Linked DNA regions of Homo sapiens: region 1 is linked to region 2. Evidence: read pairs that join two places in POLR2A ChIA-PET (ENCODE). Cell type or tissue: endothelial cell of umbilical vein. All regions are shown on one strand. Links, peaks and the distances in the headings refer to the core of each region. The heading gives the core; the rest is flanking DNA.

Region 1 (6,068 bases), core at 1,380-3,879, 370 kb after region 2:
AGTGTACCATTAGAGCTCATCCAAAGACAATCAGTGAGATTGATTGTTGGTCATGAAAATAAGCCAAAGTCTTCATACTCAAGCATGCAAAATTAAGAGGCTGTGAATTTAGGGGAAAATGAAGGGACTTTGGGTTTTGTCGGGGAGCAAGAAAGCAAGGAATATAGAAGAATTCAGAGTTTACTACTTGAAATTATTTTCCCCTTTATCTTACTAACTTTTAGGGAGAGTGATAGATTTTAGTTATTATGCCATAAATTAAGTTATATTGTGTTGCCATACGTTGGACATAAATCTGGCTCAGTTTTTCAGTGCTCATTTAAATGCTTAATGACAAGAAGCCAGAACAACGGGTTAATTCTCTTAAAAATTATTCAAGGAAAGAGAGAAAGAGGAAATGAGGGAAGGAGAGAAGGAAGAAAGAAGAAAGGAAAATCTGAAATGAGGCAGTCTTCACAAATGATGGAAGTAATGTATCTAAATTAAACTGATCTGCCTACATTTCATTTAGGGTCAGAATTCCATTTAAACCCACTAAAAACGGAAAAAGTATCTGTATTTTTCCACAATCACCTGATTTATTTGTTGAAACGAGGGCATGACCTGTTTTAGAATCTCCACATATTATTCACTTATAATGCTTAGGTTGGCCCACATCACAGCCAAATCAGTCCAAGCATTAGCTTTGTGGGCACCAATCCACAATGGCTGGTGAAGGAAAGTGCACAGCATTTAATGTAGTACTTCCAGTTTTATCTCTTGTACTAGTTTCCTGGAACTTCTGTAACAAATTACCCCAAACATGGTGACTTACAACAACAGAAATATATTCTCTCACAGTTTCGGAGGGCAGAAGTTGAAATTAAGGCATCAACAGGGATGTCCTCTCTCTAAAGCCTCCACAGTAGACTCCTTCCTTGCCTTTTCCAGCTTTTGGTGGTTCCAGGCATTGCTCGCCTTGTGGTTGCATCTCTCCAATCTCTGCCTTCATTTTTGTATGGCCTTTTCTTTTGTGTGCATGTCTTCTCTTGTATCTCATATAAGAATAATTGTCATTGAATTTAGGGCCCACCTACGTAATCCAAGATGATCTAATCTCAAAATCCTTAATTAAATTACATTTGCAAAGAGTCTTTCCCCAAATAAGGTCATATTCACAGGGCCGAGGGATTAGGAAATGGTATTTTATATGGAGCCACCATTCAACCCACTACACTCATATTGGTCACTCACATTGAGAATCAGATGTTTTGTGATGATATTACATTAAGTTGACATTAATTTCCCTTTACGTATTTTGTGAGTTTATGGTAACATCCCTGTGAATAACTAACCAGAATTAAAAAGTGCTCTGTAAACTCTATACAACATTAGATATAGAAAATTATTTTCATGCCTATTGCATTATAAAGCTCTTGAAGCCTAATACTAGCATGCCTTTTATTAAAAGTAAGAGAGACTATAACTGTAAAATAATTAATTCTAACTTGTAGTTTCTATCTGTTGTATTTTATATTACTTGCTTCAATAATTTTTTAAGATTCTGGAGGTTTACCTACATGCTTATATGCCATCCTTCTCCCTAATCTTCTCCCTAATCTTAAAAATAGGTTTTATGTAATGAGAAACATTGTAGAATAGAAAGCACATATTCTTGGTTTGCATAGAGACAAAAGAAATCTGACTTCCTCTAATGACAAGTCAATTTATTATTTTATGTATATATGTATGTGTGTTCGTATTTTAATAAATAAATGTGTTGTTTCATATATTTAAAATATATATTTATATTTTTTTACATGTAAATGAATGAAATGGCATATATATGCTATCATACTGTGTTTTGAATATATTTCTGTTATTTACAAATAACATTTATTTACAATATTCATTTCTATGGTATTTATTTGTCATTCCTCTCCTTCAAGTCTTCTTAGTGGTGTTTCAGTACTCAAAAATGAGGGCATCCAGCCTGGCCAATATGGTGAAACCCCTTCTCTACTAAAAATACAAAAATTAGCCAGGTGTGGTGGCACACACCTGTAGTCACAGCTACTCAGGAGGCTGAGGCAGGAGAATCGATTGAACCTGGGAGGCAGAGGTTGCAATGAGCCAAGATCAGGCCACAGCACTCCAGCCTGGGCAGCAGAGTGAGACTCTGTCAAACAAAACACCAAAATGAGCACAGACATCTTACGAAGTATCTCTTTGAAGGATACTGTCAAATTTTTATCCCACAGAAAGTCAGTTTAGTTAATACTATGTAAGTTTATCTTAAGTTAGTCTATGGAAGTGTGAAGTATCTGAGGTGTCAAACAATAACCAAAATGGATAGCTATCATAGAACACAATTCCGGCATATCGCTGTAATTTGTGGAGCAGCAATTTTTTTGTTCACTGAAATCTTTTAAAATACTTTCTAAAAACTATTGCACTTTACTCATAGTCTGTGTCATTGTTTCTCAGCTTTTACAGAGAGAAACCAGACATCAGAGAGGAAATGGTTTATCCATGCTATAATCACTGTATTTGCAATCATCTGTTTTTAATCTTTTCCACATCAGGATCACATAAGGAAAGGGAAAGTTTCCATCTCTTCCTGATTCTAGCGTGAAGTGAACCATCTAAAAATAGCCTCACTGTTACCTCATGTATTTCCCTTTTCATTTTACCCCAAAATCCACACATCACTGGTCATACCCTTGAGTCATGTTTGTAAACACTAGAAAGCTCTTTCTTTTCTTTGCCCTCACGCAATTGCTCCACAATGTGAACTTTTGGTTTATTTTGATGTTGAATAATCACGAGTGAATAATTGTGAACAGTGCTGGACAAGAAATAACAAGCTGATTAATTTAGCTGAATAGAGGGAAAAAAAGAAGAGATTGGTGATAAAAGCTTTCTCAAGTTTCAAACAAGAAATTATTTACATACATATGGGATTTTCAGTGAAATGTAATTGTATTTATCATAATAGTTTATGAAGCAAATGCTTTCATATACATTAAATCCTTTGTTCTCCTAGATTTTTATTCATAAGTGGTGTTGAGAGAGTTGATCAACATAAAATTCATGACATTCCAGAAGCAAAAAGAGCAGTGAAAGTTCAATGAAAAGTGTATTTTTCTCTGAATGTAAGCCTGTATGATAAAGTACTTGTTTTCTTCTAATGTAAACTACTGAGGTCTTTATACATTTTATCATTTAATCCTCTCAGCAATCCTATGAGAAAGGCGATGGTATTAGCTTTATTTTACAGAGGTAGAAAAATGAATTGCTGAGAAATAAGAAACAGATGAAATAGAGATGAGATGGGATTGGGAGCCTGCTATGTCAGGGATAGTGAATAATCTAGTCTGTGTTTGTTCGTTCCTCATTATCTCTGCGTTGCCTGTAGGGGAGTATCACTGTACACTGCAGCCACCAAAAATAATTTGTTTCTTGTTGAGCTGTGGTGTCTAATTAGTTTGTCTCAGGTCATCCAGCTAGCAAGTTTTAGGGTGTCTGTCTTAGAGCTGGGCCTTTCACGCTGCACAACCCAGGCCCACAATCGTGCAGCACCTTCCTGCCTTTATCATACTTTTCTATAATATCTATTTATCTTTTCTGTTGATTTATAAACTCCAAATCTTCAAGGACAGCCTATCTCTTATGCTTAGAACATAACTCACTGATAATTGTTGGCTGAATTAACAAATACTCTGAGGAAATTGTCCAGGTGTACTGCAAAGTCTCACCTTGTATTTTTTCCTGGCATTTATCACAGTTTTAAGCACAAAGGGTTATTTGATTGCTATCTCTCGCCCAACAGGCTATAAATCCCATAACAACAAAAACCATGAATGTTTTACTCACTGTTATGTCCCCACTTCTAACATGGAACCTAGTCGACCACTATTGATTGCTGTGGAATGGATCAACGAGATGACAAGAGTAGTTAAAAAGAACTTAAGATTCTAGTGACAGTATCCCCAAAACTTCCCCTTTCCAGGAATTTTCCTCTCTAATGTTCTTATCTCTCTTCCCTTTCTTTATCCTCTTTTGTTTTCCTTACTTTTTTCCTTCCATCTCTTTTCTTCTCTTTACTGGCATTTATTTATTAAACATTTGCATAGCACTTAATATGTAGTAAGCACTGTTTTAAGCACTGTAAAGTATTAATTTATTTAATTCTAATAGCAACCCTATGAGATAGGTATTATTTATATCATCCACATTTTAAATCTGAGATGGAAACATTGACTTAAGAAACATGTCCAAGGCCATGGAGCTTGCATTTGGACTCAGGCATCTGGTCCCAGAATCTGTGCTTCTCCCACTATGATATTCTGCTTCTTATTTATTCTGCTCTCCCTGAAGATGCACATAATGGAAATGAGGTCTCTTCACTGCATCTCTCCATATTGATTTATGTTCTCCAGTTTAAATTTAATTTTGGGGGTGCTTACCCCAGTGAGTTAGCCTGCTTTGGTGCAGAGACAAACCAACCTCGAATCTCCGTAGCTGACTGCGAACACGTATTTCTTGGCCACTTACATGCCAGCAGTCATAAATCACCCGTGGAGGCTCTGTTCTATTTCTCTTCTCATTCTGGCGGGAATGTATAACCAGCTTACCAGGAAGGGAGCTAATACATGGAAACCATCATACAATTTGCCACGACCATTAACTAAGCCCTTGGTACATCTGTACAGTCCTCTCTTGGCCGTTACATGTAATAGCAATGCTCTGAGGCCAAAGGTTCAACTTCTGTTCACAAAAAGAAGACAAAAAGCTGATTCAGAGTAACTCAAATATTTTTGTATACATAAAATGAATGAAGTTTTGGCTGGTACTTTTTAACACTTTGGTGGAGATGATACAGGTAAAAATCCAGTAACAGGATTCTTCTCTGCATCATCAGATTCCTTTTTTACTCCTAAGGGTTAAAAAAACTTTCACATGGTTATAAATTCTCTGAACCCATAATTTTTTTTCTCTAGCAGCTTCTTCAACATAATTTTGCTCAGTTCAGTTTATCAATAATTTTTCAAATGCCTGCTGTGGAGCTAGCCTTGTGCCAAGAATTAACATAACAATAGTGAGTTTGTTTTCAATTTCTTTGAAATTAATGAACTTCCTGAGAACAGGGTCGTGATTCATCCTAGCAAGGAGTACATTGCTGGCACACAGTAGACACCTAGTGAACACTGAATTATGGTCAGACCAACTGAATCAATGAAAACTGAAAATTTCCAAATTCATCTTTCCATCTTTCCCATAGGAACTTCTACTTGCAGAAAAGTGGGCTAAAATGAACAAGCTCCCCTTTCCAAAGATTGATCCTTATGTGTTTGATCGGGAAGGGCTGAAGGAGTGCTATGTCTTTAAACCCAAGAATCCTGATATGGAGAAAGATTGCCCAACCATCATCCACTTTGTTCTGGCCAACATCAACTTCAGAAAGTACAGGGCTCCAGGTAAGTAGGGAGTAAGCTGTATTCCATAAAATAGAAATTAAGTAGGGGACGAAACTGACATTAAACTGTTTCACTCTGTCACTGCTGTACCAGCTATTACACTATTGAATGCTTCCCTTACCTTGATAAATAGATACTATTCTGAGACCTCAAGTACTTCTCCTCTTTCTTACCCCAAGATCCCCTGACTTGCTCACAGTTCAGAAACTGCAAAGTCAACAACCAGTTTAGCAAAAATCTCTGGGACTTTACTTCAATACTTTGAATTATGTTTGTTCTGATTGATTTTTAATCAAATATTTTGACTATCACCCTTGTAAGAAAGCCCTTATTTCAGAAAAATCATGCAAATTTCTGGGAATTTTACGTGACTACAAGATTAACGTAATCTAGCAGTACACAATGGCTAGCAGTTTCAGTTTGCCATGTTGTATTTCACAGAAAACAAGAATCAAGTTTGAGGCATAGTCTTTTTTGTTTTGTTTTATTTTTTTAACCATATCCAGAGGGGTCTCTCGACTCTTGTGTATCCTGGAAAATGTTGATTAACCAAAGGAGATCTAAAGATTTACATGCAGGGTGCTTAAGGCTCCAAAAACCATATTTTAG
Region 2 (6,792 bases), core at 2,287-4,786:
CCTTCCTTCCTTCCTTCCTTCCTTCCTTCCTTCCTTCCTTCCTTCCTTCTTTCTCTTGTTTTATCGCCCAGGCTGGCACAATCTCGACTCACTGCAACCTCCACTTTCTGGCTTCAAGTGATTCTTGTGCCTCAGCCTCCCAAGTAGTTGGGACTACAGGTGCAGGCCACCAGGCCCTGCTAATTTTTGTTTTTTTTTTTTTTCAGTAAAGATGGGGTTTCGCCATGTTGGCCAGGCTGGTCTTGAACTCCTAACCTCAAGCGATCCGCCTGCCTCAGCCTCTGAAAGTGCTGGGATTACAGGCATGAGCCACTGTGCCTGGCCTCAAAAGATTGTCATTTCTTTGTGTTAGAAATATTCCAAAGCTTTTATTCAAGCTACAACAAATTATTGTTAACCATAGTTCTATTGTGCTATTGAACACTAGAAATTATTCTTTCTGTTTTTACACCCACTAACCAAACTCTCTTTAAAACCTCTCCACTCACCTTTACAGTCTCTGATAACTACCATTCTATTCTCTACCTCCATGAGATTAACTTTTTTAGCTTACATATTAATGAGAATATGCAATATTTGTCTTTCTATGCCTGGTTTATTTCACTTAACAAAATGCCCTTCGGTTCCTTTCATGCTGCTGCAAATAACAGGATTCTTTTTTACGGCTGAATAATATCCATATACATATATATATCACATTTTCTTTATTCATTTATTCTTCGATAGATACTTGGGTTGATGCCATATCTTGGCAATTGTGAATAGTGCCACAATAAACTTGGGAATGCAGACATCTCTTCAATATACTGATTTTCTTCTTTTGGGTATGTATCTAGCAGTGGGATTACTGGATCACGTGGTAGTTCTATTTTTAGTTTTTGTGAGGAACCTTGATAATGTTTTCCGTAGTGGCTGTACTAATTTATAATTCTCAGCAACAGAGCAAGAGTCTTAGCTATTCTTTTATGCACCCTCCTCAGCATCTTCTATTTTCTTTTAGATAAAAGCCATTTTAACCTGGGTAAGATGATACCTCCTCGTAGTTTTGATTTGCATCTTTCTGATGATTAGTGATGTTGAAAATTTTTTCGTATACCTATTGGCCATCTGTATGTCTTCTTTTGAGGGATGTCTATTCAGATCTCTTGCACATTTTTTATTTGAATTATTTGATTTTTTGCTATTGAGTTGTTTGAGTTCCATATATATTCTAATTATTAATCTCATCTTAGATAGTTTGCCAATATTTTCTTCCATTCTATAGGTTGTTTTTTTCACTTTGCTGATTGTTTCTTTTGGTGTGCAGAAGCTTTTCAGCTTGATATAATCCCATTTGTGTAATTTTGCTTTTGTTGTCTGTGCTTTTTAATGACTTACCAAAAAAAAAAAAAATTGCCCAGACCAATGTCCTAAGGTGTAGTTCTCTCATGTTTTCTTCTAGTAATTTCATAGTGTTTCAGATCTTGCATTTAAGTCTTTAATACATCTTTATTTGATTTTTACATAAGGTGAGAGGTAGGGATCTAGTTTCATTCTTCTGCATATGGTTATCCAATTTTCCCAACATCATTTACTGAAGAGACTGTTCTTTCCCCGGTGTATGTTCTTGGTACCTTTGTTGAAAATGAGTTGTCTGTAAATGCATGGGTTTATTTTGGGGTTCTCTATTCTGTTCCATTGGTCTATGTGTCTGCTTTTATGCCACTACCATGCTGATTCGGTTATAATAGCTTTGTAGTATAGTTTGAAATTGGATAGTGTGATGCCTACAGCTTTGTTCTTTTTACTCAGGATTGCTTTGGCTATTTGGGAGCTTTTATGGTTCCATACAAATTTTAGGATTTTTTTTCCTCTATTTCTGTGAAGAATGTCATTGGCATTTTGATGGGGCTTGCATTAAATCTGTAGATCACTTTGGAAAGTATGGATATATTAACAATATTAAGTGTTCTAAACCATCAGCATGAAAATCTTTACATTTTTTAGTGTCCTTTTCAATTTCTTTCATCCATGTTTTATGGTTTTCTTTGTAGAGATCTTTCACTTCTTTGGTTAGACTGATTCCTAGAAATTTTTTATAGCTATTGTAAATGGGATTACTTCTTGATTTCTTTTTCAGATTGTTTACCTCTGTTGTCATTTTTGAATGTTTATTTTGTATCCTGTAACTTTACTGAGTTTATGAGTTCTAATACTTTTTTTTTTTTTTGGTGAAGTCTTTAGGTTTTTCTAAGAATAAGATTATATCATTTGCAAACAAGAATAATTTGAGGCTGGTTGTGGTGGCTCATGCCTGTAACCCAGCACTTTGGGAGGCTTAGGCGAGCAGATTGTTTGAGCCCAGGAGTTTGAGACCAGCCTGGGCAACATGGCAAGACCCTGTCTCTACAAAATAAAAGAATAATCTTACTTCTTTCTTTCCAATTTGGGTGCCTGCCCTTTATTTCTTTCTTTTGCCTAGTTACTTTGGCTAGAACTTCCAATACCATGCTAAATAAAAGTGGCGAACATGAGCATCCTTGTTGTGTTCCAGATCTTAGAGGAAAGGCTTTCAATTTTTCCCCATTTAGTATAATATCTGTGGGTCTGTTATATATGGCCTTTATTGTTTTGAGGTATGTTTCTTCTATATCCAGTTTGTTGAGAGTTTTTGCCATGAAGAAATGTTGAATTTTATTGAGTGTATCTTCAACATCTATTGAAATGATCATATGATTTTTGTTCTTGATTCTGTTAATGTGTCACATTTGATTTGTGTATGATGAACCATCCTTGCATCCCTGGGATGAACTTACTTGATTACGGTAAATGATCTGTTTAGTGTACTGTTGAATTTAGTCTGCTAGTATTTTCTTGAGGATTTTTACATATATGAACATCAGGGATTGGCCTGTTGTTTTCTTTTGTTGTGTTGTGTCCTTGTCTAATTTTGGTATGAGAATAATGCCAGCCTTGTAGAATGTTTGGAAGTATTCTCTCCTCTTAAATTTTTTTTTTTGAAGAGTTTCAGTAGAGCTGGTATTAATTCCTCTTTAAATGTTTGGTAGAATTCAGCTGGAAAGCCATCAGGTTCTGGGCTTTTCTTTGATGGGATACTATTGATTACTGTTTTTATCTTATTACTCATTATTGGTCTGCTCAGGCTTCCTATTTCTTTGTGGTTTAATATTTTAAGGTTGTATGTCTCCAGAAATTTATAATTTTTTCTAGGTTTTCCAATTTGTTGGTGTATAGTTATTCATAATAGTTCCTAATAATCCTTTATACTTCTGTGGTATCAGTTATAATGTCTCTTTTTTTTATTTCTGATTTTGTTGGAGTCTTCTCCTTTGTTCTTAGCCTAACTAAAGATTTGATGATTTTATTTACAATTTCAAAAACCCAACTTTTCATTTTGTAAATCTTTTGTATTTTTTTCAGTTTCAATTTTATGTACTGATATTTTTGATACATTTTTATTCTCTAAATTGTTTACTTTTGCTTGAATCTTTATTATTTTCTACTTTCTGTTAATTTTGGGTAAAATTTGCTCTTCCTTTTCTAGTTTCTTCAAGTATAAAGGTAGGTTGTCTATTTAATATCTTTCTTCTCTTCTAGTGTAGGAATTTATTGCTATAAACGTCCCACTTAGTACTGCTTTTGCTGCATCCTATAAGGTTCGGTATGTTGTATATTCATTTTCATTTTTCTTAGGATATTTAAAAATTTTTTTTAAATTTCTTCTTTGACCCAATATTTGTTTGAGTGTGTTGCTTAATTTCCATGAATTTGTGAATTTGTCCATTCCTTTAATTGTTGATTCCTAGTTTCATTCCATTATAGTCAGAAAAGATACTTTCAAAGATTTCAGTCTTCTTAGAATTTGTTAGGATTTGTTTCATGACCTAGTATGTGATCTTTCATATTGGAAAAAAAAAAAACGTTGAGAAGAATGCCTACTCTACTGCTCTTAGGTGAAATGTTCTGTATATATCTGTAGGGTCTATTTGGTCTATTGTTCAGTTCTGCTATTCCCCTATTGACCTTCTGTCTGGATGATCTATCCATTATGAGAATGAGATATTAAAGTCTCCCGCTATTATTGTATTGCTATGTCTCCTTTCAGGCTTTTAAAATCGGGTGCATATGTAATTGTTATATCTTATTTTTGAATTGACCCTTTTATTATTAGAGAGTGACCTTTGTCTTGTGATAGTTTTTGACTTAAAGCCTATTTTCCCTGATGTGAGTGTAGCCACCCCTGCTCTCTTTTGGTTGCCACTTGTGTGTAATATCTTTCTCCACCTGTTCACTTTCCATCTATGTGCATCCTTAAATCTAAAGTAAGTCTTATAGAAAGCCTACATCTGGGCTGGGCGCGGTGGCTCATGCCTGTAATCCCAGCATTTTGGGAGGCCAAGGCGGGCGGATCACGAAGTCAGGAGATCGAGACCACGGTGAAACCCCGTCTCTACTAAAAATACAAAAAATTAGCCGGGTGCGGTGGCGGGCGCCTGCAGTCCCAGCTACTCGGGAGGCTGAGGCAGGAGAATGGCGTGAACCCGGGAGGCGGAGCTTGCAGTGAGCCAAGATCGCGCCACTGCACTCCAGCCTGGGCGACAAAGTGAGACTCCGTCCCCCCGCCCTCCCCCCACATCCCCCACCAAAAAAAAAAAAAAAAAAAAAAGAAAGCATACATCTGGGTCTTGTTTTTTTATCCATTAAGCCACTCCATGTCTTTGGGGGATTTAGCCCATTAACATTTAAAGTAATTGATGGGTAAAACTTACTATTTTGTTAATTATTTTCTGTTGTATCATTTTATTGTTTCTCTCTTCTTCTTATTTTCTTTCCATGTGGTTTGATGATTTGTTTTCTAATGGTATGCTTGGATTCTTTTCTCTTTATCTTTTGCATACCTGTTGTGTGTTTTGTGTGTGTGTGTGTGTGTGTGTGTGCACGTGTGTGGTTACCATAAGGCACATAGTAAACATTTTATAGGTATAGCAGTCTGTTTTAAGCTGATAATGAGTTAACTTCAATTACAGATAGAACCTCTACATTTTACCGCCCCCCTCCAACTCTATGTAATTGATGTCAGATCTTACTTCTTTCTATATTGTGTCTCCATTACAATTTTTCTGTGGTTATACTTATGTGAAATGCTTTTGTCTTTTAATTTATATACTAGTGTTAAAAACTGTGTGCTACCATTACAGTATTACAATACTCTGTCTTTATTCTTACCTTTATGAATGAGATTTATACTTTCATATGCTTTCATGTTGTTGTTTAGGATTTTTTAATTTCAATTCAACTTCCTTTAATACTTCTTGAATGAGAGGTCCAATGGTGAGAAACTCCCTAATTTTTTTTTCTAGGAGTCTTTGTCTCTATTTCATTCTTAAAGGACATCTTTTCTAGGTCGAGTAATCATGGTTGGCAGTTTTTTCTTAGTATTTTGAATATATCATCAAACTCTCTACTGACTTGCAAGGTTTCTGCTGATAGTTTTGTGGGGGTTCACTTATATGTGATGAGTTACTTTTCTCTGCTGTTTTCAACATTCTCTTTGTCTCTGACTTTGTATAATTTAATTATAATGTTTCTTAGTATAGGCCACTTTAGAGTCAATCTATTAGAAGACTTCATAAATCTGGATATTCGTTTCCCTTCCTAGACCTTGTAATTTTCCACCCTTTATTTCTTTGCACTTGTTTGTACTTTTATTGTTTTATTATTATTTTTTAAGTGGTGAAGTCAAATTTAATTTTTTTAACTTTTATTTTAGAGTCAGGGGTACATGTGAAGGTTTGATATATAGGTAACAATAACAATAGTTATTTCTTTCATTTTACTAATTTTGGGTTTGGTTTGTTCTTGCTTTTCTAGTTTCTTGAGATACATCATTTTCTTGTTTATTTAAATCCTTTCTACTTTTTTGACATGGACATTTATTTTTATAAACTTCCCTCTTAGTACTGCCTTTGCTGTGTCTTATAGGTTTTGATATGAGGTGACTCCATTTTCATTTGTTTGAAGAAATTTTCAAAAATTTCTTCTGAATTTCTTCATTGACCCATTGGTCATTCAGGAGCATATGGTTTAATTTCTATATATTTGTTAGGTTTCAAAAGTTCTTGTTATGGATTTCTGGTTTTATCTCATTGTGGCCAGAAAAGATACTTGATATAATTTTGACTTTTTTGAATTTACTGAGACTTGTTTTGTGGTCTAACATATGATCTATCCTGAATAATGTTCCACATGCAGTTGAGAAGAATGCATATTCTGTATCAGAAGGAGAAAATGTTCTTAAAATATTACTTAGGTCCATTAGGTGTAGAGTGTAGTTTAACTCAAATTTCTTTTTTTTAAATTTTATTTTATTATTATTACACTTTAAGTTTTAGGGTACATGTGCATTGATTTTCTGTTTGGATAATCTGTTCATCATTGAAAGTGGGTTGTTAAAGTCCCCTACTATTATTGTATTATAGTCTATTTCTCTCCTTAGATCTATTAATAATTACTTTACATATTTGGGTGGTCTGATATTGGTTGCATATATATTTACTACTGTTTATGTAATGAACTTCTTTGTCTTTTTTTACAGGTTTTGCCTTAAAACCTATTTTATCTAAGTATAGGTAGCTCTGCTTTTTTCTTTTTTGGCTTCCATTTTTGCACAGAAAATCTTTTTTCATCCCTTTACTTCCAGTCTATGTGTGTGTGTATATATGAGGTGAGCTTCTCATAGAAAGTATATAGTTGGGTATTGTTTCCTAATCCACTTAACCAGTCTATGTCTTT

Evidence for each region. Peaks named below come from ENCODE experiments on the same cell type or tissue, not always from the same donor. Only the 100,000 strongest peaks of a DNase experiment are listed, where the experiment ranks them.
Region 1: POLR2A ChIA-PET joins it to region 2 with 7 read pairs; 4 of 35 experiments call an interaction of 5 or more read pairs at or near these places.

Annotation. Positions count from the first base shown.
Region 1 is chr1:186,972,330-186,978,397 of GRCh38, forward strand. PLA2G4A (phospholipase A2 group IVA) reads left to right here. Exons shown (of 18, transcript NM_024420.3): 16 at 5,264-5,459. Among named protein-coding and RNA genes, the nearest start is that of LINC01036, 120 kb to the right of the region's middle. In endothelial cell of umbilical vein, for the core only: no CTCF peak of the experiment used is centred there; a DNase peak (open chromatin) is centred at 2,702; H3K27ac peaks cover 2,500 bases.
Region 2 is chr1:186,597,458-186,604,249 of GRCh38, forward strand. No RefSeq gene overlaps it. Among named protein-coding and RNA genes, the nearest start is that of PTGS2, 80 kb to the right of the region's middle. In endothelial cell of umbilical vein, for the core only: no CTCF peak of the experiment used is centred there; no DNase peak of the experiment used is centred there.